2 separate regions of the Homo sapiens genome follow, and region 2 is linked to region 1. The links are chromatin loops, found by intact Hi-C in ENCODE. Cell type or tissue: endothelial cell of umbilical vein. All regions are shown on one strand. Each heading gives the region's core, and the rest is flanking DNA. Links, peaks and the distances in the headings are about the cores only. Region 1 overlaps SHANK3 (SH3 and multiple ankyrin repeat domains 3). Region 2 holds the start of CPT1B (carnitine palmitoyltransferase 1B).

Region 1 (10,596 bases), core at 1,532-9,531:
CCTCGCCGCCGACCCCCGGGAGGGGGAGTTCGGACGCGGACGCGGGACGGTGGTCAGGGCAGCCTAGTGGGAGCGGGGGATGGGGCGGGGGCTTCGGGCACCAGCAAAGCCGCCTGGAGCCGGTGAACGGGAGGGAGGGGCGCCCCCCCCACCCCTCCAGGTCCAGGGCCCGGATCGCTGGGTGCCCAGTCCCCCTCTAGGCCTGGGTCCCCTCGTCCTGGACACCGGCCCCTGCCCACGCCCACTGCGTGATGCCCACCTTCCCCAGACCACTCCCAGACTGGGGTAGAGCCTGAGCTCTCACTCCTCCACTGGGGCTCTGCTCAGAAGCCTGCAGTGGCTCCCTAGTACCCAGGCAGGCCAGAGCCACCCGCTTTTCCAAGAGCCAGGCTCCCTCGGGCTTGGCAGTTTGCTACGCTCTAGTCACACGGGGCACCTCTCCTTCCCCTCCTGTGGGCTGTCCGTCACGCAGTTGCCAACACCTGAACTACTCTAACATCCTGACCCCTGGGCCAGCTGTTAAGTGACGGGCTCTCAGCCCAAACTCCCCCGCCGTGCCCCGTGTGATACTGGGGGGCTGATGGGGGTCGGGTCCCGGTCCGGCTCAACCGACAGAGGGCGCAGCGACCCGCGCGGTGCAGGGCCCAGCCTCGCCTCCCCCAGGGGGTGACTTCTCTCCTCGGGGCACCGAACTTCCTCAGCCCCTCCCGAGAGCTGCAGACCCTTGTCCACTCACCAGGGCAGCCCCATAAGGGGATCACTGCCCACCTAACTGCTGCTTAGCCCGGGCCCTCGGCTGTCAACTTCCTGAGACCCACCACCTCTGACGCACCAGGCACCCAATAAATGTTTGCGAGGAAGGAAAAAACAGAATTCTGCCATCCCCACAGAGCAGGTGAGCTGGAGCCCCTCACACAGCAGGTCTTAGTTTTGTGTCTGCTGAAAGGATGAATGAACACGTACAAAAAATGAATGCAGGGAGGAGCCTGTGGCAACGCGTGCCTCCAACTCAGGAGCAGCCTTTCTGCGGGATGGAAACATCCGGAATGCAGAATGTGTTCTTTCAGCCACTGGGCCGCCCAGCCCTTAGAAAATCCGCGGGTCTATAAGAAAGCTTCAGGGGAGAATTGAGATTTGGGGCAGTACAGCCAGCCTTGCGAGTCCAACAAGCCCAGGCAAAGACAGACACGGAGACATCGCTGAGACCAGGCTGCAGAGCAGGGGCGGCAGCACAGGAAGGGGCGCCTTCCATAGGCCCTGCTGCACCCTGAGCCCTCTGCTGAACACTCAGGCTTAGAAAGTTGGGGATTGGGTCTACCTGGGGCCCAGTGAAGCTGATCCGTAGCTCTGTGACTCTGGACCCGTCACAGGCCCCACCTGCGTACCAGGACGCTCATCTGTAACATGGTATTAATAGAGCATGAACATGTACGTTCGTCAAGGTTAAAGGAGCTAGTATACACATGCCATTCAGCCCAACAGCGGGCCTGGACTGACAGAACTGTAAAGGCCGGCGGCCATCCTGACAACAACATACTGTTTATGTAACTCTTCCACTCAACAATGTCTGCCAAACACCCTCCTCAGTGCCTGGCTCTGATGAAACTAGGAAACGACAAAGACGGTGCCTGCCTTCAAGGCACAGGGAGGGCAGGTGCTTTTACCGGCAGTTGCCAGACTCTGCCAGGTGATCCCTCACCTGCCCAGGGCATTCTGGAAGGCTTCCCAAAGACAATGACTTAGGTAGGACTATTCCCACTTACTGATGAGAAGCCCAGGCACAAAGTGGCTGAGAGCCAGTGCGCCCACCTCAGCACCCAATGCACAGCCCAGAGAGGCCAGTGGGCTCCGGTCCAGGCATCCCTGCCTCAGGGACCCAGGCCTCAGGGTGAGGGTAAAGAATAGAAGCCACAGAGTCCTGTAGGTGTGCCAGGGCTGGGGGAAACCATGAGTATACCCTGGGGACAGGGCTGGGGCTTACCTGTAGGTTTTGGGCCCTACTGGAGTGGCAACTCCATCCCTGTCCCCCTTACCACAGGCCACCAGCCCTGACTCTTCCCAGCCATGCCTGACAATGCAGTGTGTTTTCTAAATCACAGGTAGGAGCATACCCTCTCCACCTAACACGCTCCCTCAACTGCCCACTGTCCTCATGGCAAGCCCAGCTCCAACCGGAAATCAGCGTGCATGTGCCTGTCCCCACCTCCAGAGATGCCTTCTTCCCTTCCCCAACCAGGAAGCCCTAGCCCATCACTACACAGGTGCTAGGCACCACCAGGCCTCTCTCTGCCTCCCGGTGCTGGCTCCTCCTGGCTCAGGTCCCGGCACCCCACCCTCCCAACCCCTCCAGGGCCTGCCAGCCCCCTCCTACCTGATCTTGCTTTGGCCGGCCCTGCCTGCTAAAGGGCCACTGATGTTGCTCTCCTGGTCGGCATCCCGGTCACGATCTTTCTCCTCTTGCAGCCGCTGGAGCAGCAGCTGGTGGGGGAGGCTTCTCAGCGAGGGTCCAGGAGAAGCTGCTGGCTGTGCCTCCCCCTTCAGGTTGATATCGCTGGCTGAGCGCTGCAGAGGCCGAGGGGATGCCAAGCCACTGGGGCCAGCCAGTCGCCGCCGCTTCGCATAGCTGGGGGTTTCCCTGAATGGTACTGGGGTAAGGGGGCATAGGTAAGACTCTGAACAGCCAGCTGGGTGACCAACTTGTCCAGTTTGCCCAGGCTTTCCAGATGTTAAAACTAAATCCTATGTTCCAGGAACTGCCTTGGTTCCAGGCAAACCAAAAGAGTTGGCCACCCTACAAATGAAGCTACCATTAAGGGGCCACATCCCAGTCAAACTGCCTCTCACCCTAGCTTCAGAGGTAGAAGCCTGCTTCTCCTCTCAGCCGAAAGGGGCCTTGAGGGTGCTCAGATATGCTCTAAGAACTGCATTTCACAAGCTTCAGGAGAGACAAAACAGGCTACATGTGACGAATCTCACCAGACTACTGCTGAACAGGACCATTTGCAGTTAACTATAACCAGGGAAACTATAAAAGACATTCTAGACCAGGGATCAGCAAACCTTTTCTGGAAAGAATTGGACAGTAACTACTTAAGGCTTTGCAAGCTATATAGTCTGTGTTGCAATGACTCAACTCTGCCACCGCAGCATGAAAACCACCACAAACAACATACAAGCAGATAGGTGTGTTTGTGTTCCAATAGAATTTTACTTAAAAAGCAGATAGTGATTAAAAAGTATTATCCAACTATATGCTACTTACAAAATAATCACTTTAAATCCAAAGACACAAATAGGTTCAAAGTGAAAGGATAAAAAAAGCAATCTAATGTAAATAGTAACCAAAAGAGAGCTGGGTGGTTATATTAACATCATACAAAATAAACTTTAAGATAAAAACTGTAACAAGAGACAGAGAAGGACATTATATGTTGATTAACAATTACTAACATATACACACCGAACAACAGAACATCAAAATATGATACAAACAACACAATTTAAGAGAGAAATAGACAGTTCCACAATAATAGTAAGAAACTTTAATACCTTACTTTCAATAATGGGTAGAACATCTGGAGAGATCAATAAGGACATAGAAGACTTAAACCAATTAGACTCAACGATACGTACAGAACATGCCACCCAACAAGAGCAGAATATATTCAAGAATTCTTCTCGAGTACACATGGAACATTCTCCCAGACAGACTGTATGTTTGGCCGCAAAACAAGTCTTGATAAAGTTTTAAAAGACTGAAATCATACAAAGTATCTTTTTCAACCACAACGAAACAAAGCTAGAAATCGAGAAGTGAAAGAAAACTGGAAAATTCACAAATATGTGGAAATTAAACACCATACTCCTAAGCAACCAATGTGTCAAAAAAGAAACCAGGCTCAAAAAAGAAATGGTGGCTCAAGCCTATAATCCCAGCACTTTGGGAGGTCAAGGCAGGAGGATCACTTGAAGTCAGGAGTTTGAGACCAGCCTGGACAACATAGTGACACCCCCATCTCTATAAAAAATAGAAAAAGCCAGGTGTGGTGCTGCACCCTGTAGTTACAGCTACTCAGGAAGCTGAGGTGGGAGGATGGCTTGAGACTAGGAGGTTGAGGCTGCAGTGAGCCAAAATCAAGCCAGGGCACTCCAGCCTGGGCCATAGAGTGAGATCCCATCTCTTAAAAAAAAAAAAGAAAGAAAGAGAAAAAAGAAATCAATCATAAGGAAAATTAGAAAACACTTTAAGACAAACAAGAACAAAAATACAACATATGGAGCAAAAGCAGTACTTAAAGGGAAACAACGCTGTAAACACTTACTTTTAAAAAGGAAAACAATCTCAAATCAATAACCTAATTATACATCTTAAGAAACAAGAGAAGGCCGGGTTCAGTGGCTCACGCCTGTAATCCTAGCACTTTGGGAGGCCAAGGCAGGTAGATCACTTGAGGTCGGGAGTTCGAAACCAGCCTGACCAACATGGAGAAACCCCGTCTCTACTAATAATACAAAAATTGGCCGGGTGTGGCAGTGCATGCCTGTAATCCCAGCTACTCAGGAGGCTGAGGCATGAGAATTGCTTGAACCCAGGAGGCGGAGGTGGTGGTGAGCCAAGATTGCGCCATTGCACTACCGCCTGGGCACCAAGAGTGAAACTCCATCTCACGAAAAAAAAGAAACAAAAAAGAAACGAGAAGGCGAGGCTCAGTGGCTCATGCCTGTAATCCCAGCACTTTGGGAGGCCAAAGCGGGAGCATCACTTCAGCCCAGGAGCTCAAGACCAGCCTAGCAACATAGTGAGACCTTGTCTGTATGAATGAACCAATAAAAGAAAAGAAAAGAGGCCGGGCACAGTGGCTCATGCCTGTAATCCCAGCACTTGGGAGGCCGAGGCAGGCAGATCACCTGAGGTTGGGAGTTCGAGACCAGCCTGACCAACATGAAGAAACTCTGCCTCTAAAAAATACAAAATTAGCCAGGCATGGTGGTGGGTCCCTGTAATCCCAGCTACTCGGGAGGCTGAGGCAGGAGAATCGCTTGAACCCAGTTGGCGGAGGTTGTGGTGAGCTGAGATCACACCATTGCACTACAGCCTGGGCAACAAGAGCGAAACTCCATCTCCAAAAAAAAAAAGAGAGAGAAGAAAAGAAGAAACTAGAGAAAGAAGAGCAAACAAAATAAAGAGGAAGGAAGCAAGAGAGGGAGGGACGGAGGGACGGACAGACTAGAGAAAGACCAAAAAGAAACAAACAAAAAAACAAGAGAAAGAAGAGCAAACCAAACTAGCAAAAGAAAGAAAAGCTAGCAGAAGGAAGGAAACAGTAAGATTAGAGCAGAGATAAACAAAAGAGAAAAACAGCGGAGAATCAAGGAAATAAAAGGTTGTTTCTTTGACAATATCAACATAATTGACAAACCTTTGGCTAGATTGACTAGTAAGGAGAGAAGATGGACAGAAATAACTAAAATCACAAATGAAATTTGGGGACTTACTATCAGTGTTACAGAAGTTAAAAAGGAATATAACACTATGAACAATTACATGCCAACAAATAGAAAAGCTAGATGAGGTAGACAAATTTCTAGAAAAACACAAATTACCAAAACTGACTCAAGAAGAAACAGAAAATTTAAACAGACCTATAACAAGCAAAGAGATTGAATCCTTAACCACAAGCCTCCCAACGAAGAAAAGTCCACCACCAGATGGCATCACTGGTGCACTCTACTAGAAATTTAAAGAATTGACACAAATTCTCAAACTCTTCCAAAAAACAGAAGAGGAGGGAACACTCCCTCATTTCACGAGGCCAGTATTACCCTGCTACCAAAGCCAGATAAGGGCATTGCAGGAAAAGAAATCTACAGACTAATGTAATCAATATAATACATCACATTAATAGAACAAAGGGGGAAAAATGATCATTTCAATTGATGCATAAAAAGCATCTGCCATAATCCAACACTCTTTCATTATAAAAACACTCAGGAAACTAGTAATAGAAGCTAGTAACTTCCTCAACATAATAAAGGAAATTTATTAAAAATCCGAAGTGCTTGCTTCTGCAGCACATATACTAAAATTAGAATGATTCAGAGATTAGCATGTCCCCTGCACAAGGATGACATGCAAATTAATGAAGCATTCCATATTTAAAAAACAAAAAACAAACAAACAAAAAAAACACACATAGATAGCACCATACACAATGGTGAAAGATTGAATGCTTTCCCCCTAAGATCAGGAACAAGGCAAAGATGCCTGCTTTTACTACTGGTATTCAACACCGTACTGAAAGTTCTAGACAGGCAAAAATAAAAATTAAAAAAAAGGCACCCAAATTGGGAAGGAAGAAGTAAAACTATCTCTATTTGCAGATGGCATGATCCTATATGTAGAAAATCCCAAAGAATACACCAAAAGAGCTACTAGAGCTAATAAACAAATTCAGCAAAGTTGTAGGGCACAAGATCAGCACACAAAAATCACTTGTTTTTACACACCAGCAATGAACAATCCAAAAAGGAAATTAAGAAAATAATTCCATTTATAATAGCATCCAGAAGAAGAAAATAATCAAGAATAAATTTAACTAAGGAAGTAAAAAAATCTATATACTGAAAATGACAAAACACTGCTTAGAGATGACCTAAATAAATAAAAGGACATCCCATGTTCATTAATTGGAAGACAATGGTGTTAAAATGTTAATGTCACCCAGAGTGATGACAGATTCAATGCAAAATTCCAATGTCCCTTTTTGCACAAATAGAAAAGCAATGTTCAAGTCTATATGGAATTGCCAGGGGCCCTGATTAGCCAAAACGATAACAAATAAGAACAAGTTGAAGCACTCAAACCTCCTGATTTCAAAAGTTACTACACTCCGGGTGCAGTGGCTCATGCCTGTAATCCCAACACTTTGGGAGACAGAGGCGGGTGGATCACCTGAGGTCAAGAGTTCGAGACCAGCCTGCCCAACATGGTAAAACCCCATCTCTACTAATAATACAAAACTTAGCTGGGCATGGTGGCACACACCTGTAATCCCAGCTACTTTGGAGGCTGAGGCAGGAGAATTGCTTGAACCTGGGAGGCGGAGGTTGCAGTGAGCTGAGACTGCGCCATTGCACTCCAGCCTGGGTGACAAGAGCAAAACTCCATCTCCAAAAAAATAAAAATAAAAAGTTACTACAAAGCTGCAGTAATCAAACCATGTGGTCCTGGCATAAGAATATACATGTAGACCACTGGGATAGAATTGAGAGTCCAAATAAACCCACATATCTAGGATCAATTCATTTTCAACAAGGGTGCCAAGACCATTCAATGGGAAAAGAATAGTCTCTTCAACAAATGGTGCTGGACAATTGGATATTCATATGCAAAATAATGAAGATGGCTCCCTACCTCACACCATAAACAGAAGTTAAAACTTAAAATGGATCAGTGACCTAAGAGTGAAAACCGTAAAATTCTTAGAAGAAAACCTAGAGGATAAACCCTCGTGACCTATGACACCAAAAGCATGAACAACAAAAGAAAAAAATAGATACCTTGAACTTTATCAAAATTAAAAATTCTTGTACATCAAAGGACATTATCAAAAAAGTGACAAGGATCTCCTATTCTACAGAGAAAATATTTACAAATCACATATTCCACACAAGTTTAGTATTCAGAATATATAAAGAACCCTTACAACTCAACAACAAAAATAAATGACCCAATTTAAAAATGGACAAAGGACTTGACTTTTCTCCAAAGAAGATATACAAATGCCCAATAAGCACATGAAAAGATGCAAAACATCATTAGTCACTAGGGAAATACAAGTCAAAATCACAATGAAATACCATTTCACACTTACTAGGATGGCTACGGTCAAAAAAAAAAGATAGTAACAACTGTTGGTGAAGATGTGAAAAAACCGGAAGCCTCATACATCACTGGTGGGAATGCAAAATGGTGGAAAACAGTTTGGCAGTTCCTCAAGAAGTTAAACATAGAATTATCATATGATTCCAAAATTCCATTCTTAGGTATATACCTAAGAGATTGAAAATAGATATTCAAACAAGTACATGTACACACATGTTGACAGCAGCAATATTCAAAACAGTCAAAAGGTAGAAACCCACATATCCATTGACAGATGAATGCATAAACAAAATGTCATTTATACCAACAGTGAAATATTATTCAGCCATAAGAAGGAATGAAGCAGTGATATATCCTACAAGGTGAAGCTCAAAAACATGTTGAGTAAAAGCAGCCAGACACTAAGTGTCACTTATTATATGATTCCATTGACATGAAATATCAAGAATAGGTAAATCTATAGTCCACAGAGACGAAAGTGTGTTAATGGCTGACAGAGTTGGAGGGAGAGGGTAATTGATGCAGAATTATTGCTTAATGTGTCCAGGGTCTTCTTTTGTGGTGATGAAAATGTTTTGAATTCAATAGAATCGGCTGCACAACACCGTGAATATACAGAACGCTACTGAATCATTCTGGCCTAGAAGTGGTCACCTCTGCTTCCTTGCCTCTGTCACGTCGGGTCACTCTTTGGGTCCACATTGTCTCTTACCCTCTCTCAGGCACACACTCCCAGGCACAGGTGTGTTCTCATGGGCATGACAGCACCCTGGAGAAGCATTTCCCCAAGGTACTCATCAAAAGCACTGTGGGATGCCCATTCCACGCCCAGGCCAGGGACCCCACCCAAGGCCTGTCAGTCTAGAGGGGGCAAGCAAGGCTGTCGAGAGGCAGCAAGCTATCCTGTTGCCTGAAGGGTTACACAGGTCCCAGTCTACCAGATCCCACCGGGTGGCACCTGCCCACCAGAGAAGGCGGCACCTCCTTCCAGTTCCTCTTCTGTGTACAGGCCCCACTCTGGGACCCCAGTGGGCATAGGATGTAGCAAGTCATGACTGTCCTGTCCTTGGAGCAAATGTGTACGGAGGGCATGGGAGTGACAAAGGCAGACCCTGAATCAATCAGGTCTGAATTAACCCCCTCTGTGCCTCAGTTTCCTTCTCCGTAAAACAGTCTAATCACTCCTTGGGGGGTTGTTGAGAGGGCAAATTGAGATAAGGGGCTTGTATTAAATCCTGACAAATATGCTGCCTGTACTCAGGGAAATCTGGCGGTGTCACCCTAGTGTCTGTGTGTGGCACCTGATCAGGTAAGGGTGTTGTTGGCCCATGGAGCCGACGACCACATCAGGATGAACTGACACAGGTGCCTGCTCCTTACCACTGAGGGACGTGTGTCTAACTCCAACCAAGCAAGCACACCTAGGTTGGATAGCCAGTAAGTCGCAACCATGGTGACTCCAAGAGCCCTGGGGTATCTGTCCACAACGCACAGATGAGGGGCAGATGGGGCCTTCCCGCCCTCCCTCCAAGCAACTAGACCAAGGCCACCGGCAAGAGTCCAGCCCCACCCAGGATCAAACGCCACAGGACACCACAGGGGGAAGGGGATGCAAATGACCATAAGAGACCATGTTTCACTTAAGAGAAACTGAGGCGCAGAGGTCCCAGACAGCTTTCCCACGGTTAGACAATTATAGGCAGAAGAGGAGGCCCTGGCCGGGCACAGTGGCTCATGCCTGTAATCCCAGCACTTTGGGAAGCCGAGGCGGGTGGATCACGAGGTCAGGAGATCAAGACCATCCTGGCTAACACGGTGAAACCCCGTCTCTACTAAAAATACAGAAAATTAGCCAGGCATGATGGTGGGCACCTGTAATCCCAGCTACTCGGGAGGCTGAGGCAGGAGAATGGTGAGAACCCAGGAGGCGGAGCTTGCAGTGAGCCAAGATCGCGCCACTGCACTCCTGCCTGGGCTACATAGGCAGACTCCATCTCAAAAAAAAAAAAAAAAAGAGGAAGAGGCCCCACACATGCACAAACCAGGGCCTTCCAACACTAAGGGCCACCTCCAAAACACCAGCCCAAACCAGAAGTAACTATCTGCTGCCCCTTATGCAAACCCAAACCTTACCACAGTTCTCCCCTGACCTGACCCTGGACTCCGATCCTACCCATCCCACTGGCCCAGTTACTTCCTCAACACACACTTCCCTGCAGTGGCCTTGAGAGCAGCTGTGGCATTCACCGAGGGTCTGCCACAGCCTCAGATGGTTCAACTGACACAGCCTGGGGTGGAGGGGCTCATAACCAAGCCTTACAGGGGGATGTTCAGGGGGAACTCTACAGAAGAAGGGCCCTTAAACATGAAACCGACCTTAATCTTAACCCCAGTCCAAAATTCAACTCCAGCCCTGACCATGACCTCACATTAGAACCAAGTGAGAGTCCAACCCTAACATCTGCTCCAGACGTTTGCTGCCCGCTGTCACTTCAAATTAAAACAAAAACAAAAAATGGGGACACCCACGAGTAAACACTCATGGCAGGAAGGGGGTCCTGGGAGTCCATATACCAGAGAGAGGCACAGGCACCAGAGGGGACTCCGGCAGCTACAACAGGATGGTCCCAGCCTGGCCAGCAGCAACTCTCCCAGAGGGGACTCCGGCAGCTACAACAGGACCGTCCCAGCCTGGCCAGCAGCAACTCGCC
Region 2 (8,064 bases), core at 1-8,000, 120 kb after region 1:
CCTGGGGAGTCCCGGGTGGCTGTGGGCAGCCTGAGGTGGATGTAGAATGCTGGTCCCACGTCTTCTCACCACTGTGTGGGGTGGGTTTCCTTCCCTAGGACTATGCCCAGTCTCGGTTCCAGTTCTACTTCCAGCAGAAGGGGCAGCTGACCAGTGTCCACTCCTCATCCTGACTCCACCCTCCCACTCCTTGGATTTCTCCTGGAGCCTCCAGGGCAGGACCTTGGAGGGAGGAACAACGAGCAGAAGGCCCTGGCGACTGGGCTGAGCCCCCAAGTGAAACTGAGGTTCAGGAGACCGGCCTGTTCCTGAGTTTGAGTAGGTCCCCATGGCTGGCAGGCCAGAGCCCCGTGCTGTGTATGTAACACAATAAACAAGCTTCTTCTTCCCACCCTGTCCTGGCCCTGCTGAGCAGCAGCAGAAAGTACCAAACCGAGCAGTACACACAAAGGGACTCTTCAGTGCTCTGGGATTGAAAGTGGTTAGCGTTCATGCTGCCAGTTGGGGTCCCCCATCCCTCCCCAGTCCCCTGGCTGCAGCTTAGAATAATAAATACTAGGACTTGGGGAGGAGGAGAGTGATGGGGGTATGAAGACGACCCTGAGGTGGGGATGCCGCCCGGAGCACCAGCGATCCCAGAACAGGCAGCAGCTGACACATCGGTGACCTTTTCCCTACATTTGGCTATTTTTAGCTCTAAAGCCACCATCCTCACGAGACTCTGGGGCCCCCCAGGCTCCCAGACCTTTGAGCAACCTTCACCGCACAGAAACCCAGCCGCGCCCTGCAATTCCCACCGCGGAAGGTGGGTGGGTTCTGGTTCTCGCCCCACGTTTTTCCCCGACCCCGATTTGGGAGTAGGTGTCAGGTTCCTGGTGAGGGCGGGGCGGGGGTGGCTAGGCCTGAAGGACGTGGGGACACGGGCCAGAGTGGCTGGCCCCACGCACGGACAGGAGTGAACCCGAGCTGTGAGTAGGGGCCGGCACAGGGCGGCCCGCGGGGGTCTGGGCCCTCAGCCCTGCACAGGGGCGAGGACGGCGCTGGGGCCCGCGCGCTCGGGTGGGGAAGGGCGGGCTCCCGAACCCTGCCTCTGTCCAGGCCGGCTCCACTTCCAGGGGCGCCTCTCTCCCCTGCCCGCGCCCTCGCTGACGCCCCCCAACTCCAGGCTGCCCTTCGCCGTCCTTGGGGCTCCTGGAGCTTTCAAGGCCCAAATCCCCTGCACCACAGTGGCTGTGCCCACCCGGAAGGCTGGCGCGAGGATTTGGCGGCGGTTGGCCTGGCGGGGGGCGCGGGCCGGGGGCAGCCGCTAGTCGCGGGGTGGGGGGCGCGAGGGGTCGCGGACTGGCTGGGGGCGTCTCGGCGCGGCTGGCGGCGGGGCCGGCCTAAGCGCGCCCGCGCACCCATCTGCCCCCGTCCTAGGTGCCGACCAACCCCCAGGATGGCGGAAGCTCACCAGGCCGTGGCCTTCCAGTTCACGGTGACCCCAGACGGGGTCGACTTCCGGCTCAGTCGGGAGGCCCTGAAACACGTCTACCTGTCTGGGATCAACTCCTGGAAGAAACGCCTGATCCGCATCAAGGTGCGCACAGGTGCTTCTCCCAGAGCGTAGGCAGAGGCCGGCTGTCAGCTGTTAAGCGCTTTGTTAGGGTCCCTCACTGCCTCCTTGGCTGGCACTTCTGCCCGGTACAGGTTGTGGAAGTACAGACACCAGAGGGGTGCACAGGATGTGGTCGGACACAGGGAGCTGTGGGTGTGGCGGAGGAAGGAGCACAGCAGGGCATCAGGAGAGAAAGCCTTCCAGGCCAAGACCAGGAGCCAGTTCCCAAGACTTCACAGGCAGGCTAACCTCCCGCCTTCCGGCTCCATAAGGGCGCCTGTTTCTGCCCACAGAATGGCATCCTCAGGGGCGTGTACCCTGGCAGCCCCACCAGCTGGCTGGTCGTCATCATGGCAACAGTGGGTTCCTCCTTCTGCAACGTGGACATCTCCTTGGGGCTGGTCAGTTGCATCCAGAGATGCCTCCCTCAGGGGTAAGGAGTGAAACTGGAAGGGCACAGGTGCCACCAGGGAGGGCTGGGCCCAGCTCCCAAGGCTGAGGTTCCTGAGCTGGGCAGATACAGGACAGCAGCCATTGGCAGTCACGGGGCAGCCCTCCCCTATGACAACCATTGTCTTAGCCCTACATCCGCTCATTTGATGCAGTCAGACATGAGTGTGCCCAGGGAGGTTCTTCCCCTTGGTGTCTCCCCTGAGACAGTTCACAGCCACCCGAGGCTGGCCTCAAGAGGACCCCCTGCAGCCCTTGCCCCTCTCCAATAGGTGTGGCCCCTACCAGACCCCGCAGACCCGGGCACTTCTCAGCATGGCCATCTTCTCCACGGGCGTCTGGGTGACGGGCATCTTCTTCTTCCGCCAAACCCTGAAGCTGCTTCTCTGCTACCATGGGTGGATGTTTGAGATGCATGGCAAGACCAGCAACTTGACCAGGATCTGGGCTGTGAGCAGCAGCCAGTGGAGGGGTTCAGGCACCTGGGTTGAGACTCTTTGGACTCCTTTGGGGTTCTGAGCTAGACGGGAGAGGCAGACAGGGCACTGGTGCCTGGTGTGTGGTTTGTCCTGGAGGGGCTGGGATGGCTCTGAGGGTCTCAGGGAGTTGCTGGTTGGTTTCCATTTTTTCCACTGGCTCCCACCCCAGCACTCTGCTCTGTACCCCCAGATGTGTATCCGCCTTCTATCCAGCCGGCACCCTATGCTCTACAGCTTCCAGACATCTCTGCCCAAGCTTCCTGTGCCCAGGGTGTCAGCCACAATTCAGCGGGTGAGGGCCTCGCTTGGGCATCCCAGTGGGCAGGGGAGGTTGGATTCAGGAGATGTTTCCAAATATAAGGTTCTGTGCAAAGAGTGGCCTTAAGGGCTTGAGAATAATGGGGCTGGGTGAGGAGGGAGAGGTGGGAAGAGGATTAAGATAGAGGCAGCCCTTGCCATCTGGCCCCACGGTGATGATAACTGGCTGGACAGTACCTAGAGTCTGTGCGCCCCTTGTTGGATGATGAGGAATATTACCGCATGGAGTTGCTGGCCAAAGAATTCCAGGACAAGACTGCCCCCAGGCTGCAGAAATACCTGGTGCTCAAGTCATGGTGGGCAAGTAACTATGTAAGTTCCTGCCCCTGGGCTCACTGTCACCTGCCATGTGTCCTGGCTGCACCCGCCCCAGCTCTAACCTTCCACCTCCCCACAGGTGAGTGACTGGTGGGAAGAGTACATCTACCTTCGAGGCAGGAGCCCTCTCATGGTGAACAGCAACTATTATGTCATGGTATGAACTAGAGCCCCCAGGTCCCCGCACGTGCTCAGCTCTGTCCCAGCTCCAAGGCAAGGGATCTGGAGGACAGCCCAGAGCTCTAGTAGCAGCTTCCGTGGGCAAGTGGGGGTTATGGAGTGAGGCCTGAGGGAAAGGGAAGAGAGAGAGGAGATCCTAGAAGAGTCCAGAAGCAGCTTAGGGGCAATGGGGATCCTAAGGATGAGGAGAGTGGAGACCGCCAGCCTGCCACCGCTTCTCAGAGTCCCGGGGTCACTGCCCCTGCCCAGCTCGGGCTCTGTCACCTCTTTCCTTGGTTTCCTCACTGGCCTCCTGGCCATGGGTTCCCAGCTGTCCTGACACCATAACCAGGGAATTGTCTAGAACGTGTCTTGCTTTGTGTCCCTCTGCAGAGCCGGACAGCAGAATGGAGGCCAGGCTGCTGCTTTTAGAGCTCAGGAAGTCAGTCTGCCTCTGCCCCATGTAACTGGCCCTTCTGAGTCTCTGGGTCTCCCAGCCACCTGGGCTGTATGGCATGCCTCTTCTCTCCTTTCCCACGGTCCAAAGCACACTTGACTTGCCAGAGCCTACTGGAATTCTCCTCCATAAGCTGTCCTTCCAGGAACTTACACACAACTTGCCCATAGCAGAGGTTTTAAACTGCTTTTTAGTGGTAGAACCCCTTTATCAAAGCAAAAGAAGTAGAATATAAGCACATAAAATAGCTTATAAAAAGGCAGCTCGGGCCGGGTGCAGTGGCTCACGCCTGTAATCCCAGCACTTTGGGAGGCCGAGGCAGGTGGATCACAAGGTCAGGAGATCGAGAGCATCCTAACACGGTGAAACCCCGTCTCTACCAAAAATACAAAAAATTAGCCGGGCGTGGTGGTGGGCGTCTGTAGTCCCAGCTACTCGGGAGGCTGAGGCAGGCAAATGGCGTGAACCCGGGAGGTGGAGCTTGAAATGAGCCGAGATCGCACCACTGCACTCCAGCCTGGGTGACAAGAGCGAGACTCTATCTCAGAAAAATAAATAAATAAAAATTTAAAAATAAAAATAAATAAACAAATAAAAAGGAAGCTCAGAGCCAGGCGTGGTGGTGCATGACTCTAATCCCTGCAACTCAGGAGGCTGCAGCAGGAGGATCACTTAGGGCGAGTAATTTGAGGCTGCAGTGAGCCATGCTTGTTCCGCTGCACTCCAGCCTGGGCGACAGAGCAAGACCCTAACTCTAAAAAATAAAGAATAAAGCAGCTCAGGCTGAAGCTGGAGCAGAGGGTTACTGCGATCAGTTGTGCATTTCTGGAGGTTCACCCCGGCAGCATGTGCAGGATGTACTGGAAGAGGGAGACAGAACACCTCAGGCCCCCGAATAGATTGGTCCTTGGGTCAGCAAGACTCAGGTGACACCCAGACAGAGGCCCCCACCCCGCGGGCTCTGTTCCTCTGTAGGACCTTGTGCTCATCAAGAATACAGACGTGCAGGCAGCCCGCCTGGGAAACATCATCCACGCCATGATCATGTATCGCCGTAAACTGGACCGTGAAGAAATCAAGCCTGTGAGTTGCGTCAGGGTTGAAGGTGGGATGGGAGGGGAGACCTGAGTCTGAGCCATGCTGGGCCTTCCCTCAGGTGATGGCACTGGGCATAGTGCCTATGTGCTCCTACCAGATGGAGAGGATGTTCAACACCACTCGGATCCCGGGCAAGGACACAGGTAACTGAGCCCCCTCGCTGCTACCTGTGGGCCATCTGGCTGGCTCGCTGCCCTCCTGCCTGCTCATCACCAAGCGTCCCCAGTGTCTCAGGGTCCTGAAACTGTGAACAGTAGTCAATTGTGACAGATACTAGACATCCATTGTTTACAGGCATGATGCTGGCGCAGGGACCCCACAGGGCCCAGAGCAGAGCCCCTCCCCTCCGGGGCTCACTGCGCATGGTGAAGGGAGTCCTGCTGCAGCCCAAAGCTTAGGACAGACCCGGCGCTGCCATGGAGCCGGCAGAGGAGGGGAGGGGCGCACCCAGGGGTCTGGCAGAGGCAGCAGCCTTCCCTGCTTCTGACACTGTATCCTTAGGCGGTTTGCACAACCCTCTAGTGCGTCGTTTCCTCTTCTGTGAAATACTTTATAGGATTGTTGGTGTTGCGTGAGAGAGAGTGGAAGCACCCAGCACAGGGCCTGGTTTAGGACACACGGATCCCATCCAGGGGGCAGGAAGGCCCAGGCAGAGGCCGAGCAAAACAGGGTCTGCAGGGGTCACCTAGTGCATGGGAGGTGGGCCCTTCCCAGGATGTAGCTGGGGGCCCCGCCTCAGCTTGCCCGTGGCCTGTATCACAGATGTGCTACAGCACCTCTCAGACAGCCGGCACGTGGCTGTCTACCACAAGGGACGCTTCTTCAAGCTGTGGCTCTATGAGGGCGCCCGTCTGCTCAAGCCTCAGGATCTGGAGATGCAGTTCCAGAGGATCCTGGACGACCCCTCCCCACCTCAGCCTGGGGAGGAGAAGCTGGCAGCCCTCACTGCAGGAGGAAGGTATTGGCCTCTAGGAAGGGACTGTCCCCACCCTGAGTTCAGGGCTCCGTGAGGAGAGGAGCGTGGCCCTGCCTGCCACCCTGGAACTGGAGGCTGGAGGCACAACTAGGGGAGGGGCATTGGTGGTCATGGCAGCAGGACAGCCAGCATAACCTACCTCTGACGGGTGGCAGCCAGGTGAAGTGTGCAGAGGGTGGGGACACCCTCCAAAATAGCTTGGCACCCCCCACCTCCAGGCCCAGCCTGGCACACACACCCCCACCTCCAGGCGCAGCCTGGCACGCACCCCAACACCTCCAGGCCCAGCCTGGCACCCCCACATCTCCAGGTCCAGCGTGGTACCCCCCATCTCCAGGTCCAGCCTGGCACCCCACCCCCATCTCCAGGTCCAGCCAGGCCCTCAGAGGCACCCTCATCCCAAGTCCACGTGCCCACTGCTTACCCTGCCCCATGCTTCAGGGTGGAGTGGGCGCAGGCACGCCAGGCCTTCTTTAGCTCTGGAAAGAATAAGGCTGCCTTGGAGGCCATCGAGCGTGCCGCTTTCTTCGTGGCCCTGGATGAGGAATCCTACTCCTATGACCCCGAAGATGAGGCCAGCCTCAGCCTCTATGGCAAGGCCCTGCTACATGGCAACTGCTACAACAGGTACGGCAGCCCCAGCCCCACAGGTTACAGCTTAAGGTTAAAAGTTAGGGTTATGGTTAGAGGATTAAAGATAAAAGAAGGTAGGGTTATGAGCTGGGTGCAGTGGCACACACCTGTGATCCTAGCACTTTGGGGGCCAAGGCAGGTGGATCACTTGAGTGCAGGAGCTCAAGACCAGCCTGGGCAACGGAGCGAGACCCCTTCATAAAAGTAGTTAGGATTGTGATTAGTGGTTGGGTAGGGCTAGTGGCTAGGGTTAAAAGCTAGGGTTTGGGTTATAGAATAGGGTTAAAAGCCGGGCATGGTGGCAGGCACCTGTAATCCCAGCTAGTCGGAAGGCTGACGCAGGAGAAGCCCTTGAACCCGGGAGGTTATGGGAAGCTAAGATCACACCACTGCACTCCAGCCTGGGCAACAGAGCAAGATTCCATCTCAATTTAAAAAAAAAGTGAGAGAAAAAGAGAGAGAGAATAGGGTTAGTAATTAGGGTTAAAGGTTGGGGTTGCAGGTCAGGCACCTCTGGACATTCCCAGCTTTGGTTCTTCATGTGTCTACTCTTCCTGCAGGTGGTTTGACAAATCCTTCACTCTCATTTCCTTCAAGAATGGCCAGTTGGGTCTCAATGCAGAGCATGCGTGGGCAGATGCTCCCATCATTGGGCACCTCTGGGAGGTAATAGCCTTGCAGAGGGAACCTGCAGGGCAGGCTGTAGGGGATGAGGCCAGCCTCTCAGTCTCATCCTCTCCCTGCAGTTTGTCCTGGGCACAGACAGCTTCCACCTGGGCTACACGGAGACCGGGCACTGCCTGGGCAAACCGAACCCTGCGCTCGCACCTCCTACACGGCTGCAGTGGGACATTCCAAAACAGGTGGGTTGGAAGCTCCCAGAGCAGGTGTGAGACCACAAAGCAGCAGGTGGGTACAGCCCCGACGAGGCCTGAGCCTCCTCCTCCCCTGCTGGCCTCACTGCCTGGCCCAGCCCTCGGGAAGGCACAGGGCACGTCTCAGGATACCTGTAGAGTCCAAACTGGCTTCAGGGAGGACAGAGACCACCCACCGCCCCTGGGGCCATCTGTGTTTAGAGACAGCCATGAGATGGAGGAGGCACTCACAGGCCCCTGGAGCATTTTCAGCACTTCCCTCTTACCCACAAAGCTGAGCCCGGCCTCTGGGGGCTGATTCTCCCTCAGACTGTCTTTTGCGTACCCTCCTCCTGAAGATGTCTTGGCCGGCTGTGCCCTTTCTCCACCAGCTAAACGTCATGCCTCCTAGACATGACCCAGAGTCCTGCTTGGAGAGCCCTACCCTCAGCTGACCCTTCCCATGTCTTGGCAGTGCCAGGCGGTCATCGAGAGTTCCTACCAGGTGGCCAAGGCGTTGGCAGACGACGTGGAGTTGTACTGCTTCCAGTTCCTGCCCTTTGGCAAAGGCCTCATCAAGAAGTGCCGGACCAGCCCTGATGCCTTTGTGCAGATCGCGCTGCAGCTGGCTCACTTCCGGGTAGGAGCCCCGCCTCCCGCTGCTGAGAGGGCAGGGTGGTACCAGGGTCCACCTGCCAGATTCACCCCTCTGTATATCCCAGGAC

Evidence for each region. A loop is a pair of places that touch in the nucleus more often than their neighbours do. Peaks named below come from ENCODE experiments on the same cell type or tissue, not always from the same donor. Only the 100,000 strongest peaks of a DNase experiment are listed, where the experiment ranks them.
Region 2: it touches region 1 in a loop (10-fold over the local background); 9 of 110 quality-filtered maps call a loop at or near these places.

What each region holds. Positions count from the first base shown.
Region 1 is chr22:50,686,824-50,697,419 of GRCh38, reverse strand. SHANK3 (SH3 and multiple ankyrin repeat domains 3) reads right to left here. Exons shown (of 25, transcript NM_001372044.2): 12 at 2,374-2,645. It also overlaps the pseudogene RNU6-409P. Among named protein-coding and RNA genes, the nearest start is that of SHANK3, 19 kb to the right of the region's middle. RefSeq lists an enhancer at 1,867-2,367. In endothelial cell of umbilical vein, for the core only: a CTCF peak has its summit at 5,703 (motif pointing right); a DNase peak (open chromatin) is centred at 5,719.
Region 2 is chr22:50,571,290-50,579,353 of GRCh38, reverse strand. It overlaps CPT1B (carnitine palmitoyltransferase 1B), which reads left to right and starts at 927. Exons shown (of 20, transcript NM_152246.3): 1 at 927-968; 2 at 1,420-1,579; 3 at 1,891-2,030; 4 at 2,320-2,497; 5 at 2,717-2,818; 6 at 3,019-3,156; 7 at 3,242-3,319; 8 at 4,754-4,861; 9 at 4,935-5,019; 10 at 5,639-5,834; 11 at 6,294-6,479; 12 at 7,046-7,151; 13 at 7,232-7,348; 14 at 7,815-7,979; 1 more. The coding sequence starts at 1,439. CHKB (choline kinase beta) reads left to right here. Exons shown (of 11, transcript NM_005198.5): 11 at 99-391. The coding sequence ends at 173. It overlaps CHKB-CPT1B (CHKB-CPT1B readthrough (NMD candidate)), which reads left to right. Exons shown (of 30, transcript NR_027928.2): 11 at 99-318; 12 at 1,420-1,579; 13 at 1,891-2,030; 14 at 2,320-2,497; 15 at 2,717-2,818; 16 at 3,019-3,156; 17 at 3,242-3,319; 18 at 4,754-4,861; 19 at 4,935-5,019; 20 at 5,639-5,834; 21 at 6,294-6,479; 22 at 7,046-7,151; 23 at 7,232-7,348; 24 at 7,815-7,979. RefSeq lists silencers at 896-1,015, 1,356-1,435, 2,920-3,214 and an enhancer at 2,920-3,214. In endothelial cell of umbilical vein, for the core only: a CTCF peak has its summit at 3,074; a DNase peak (open chromatin) is centred at 3,083.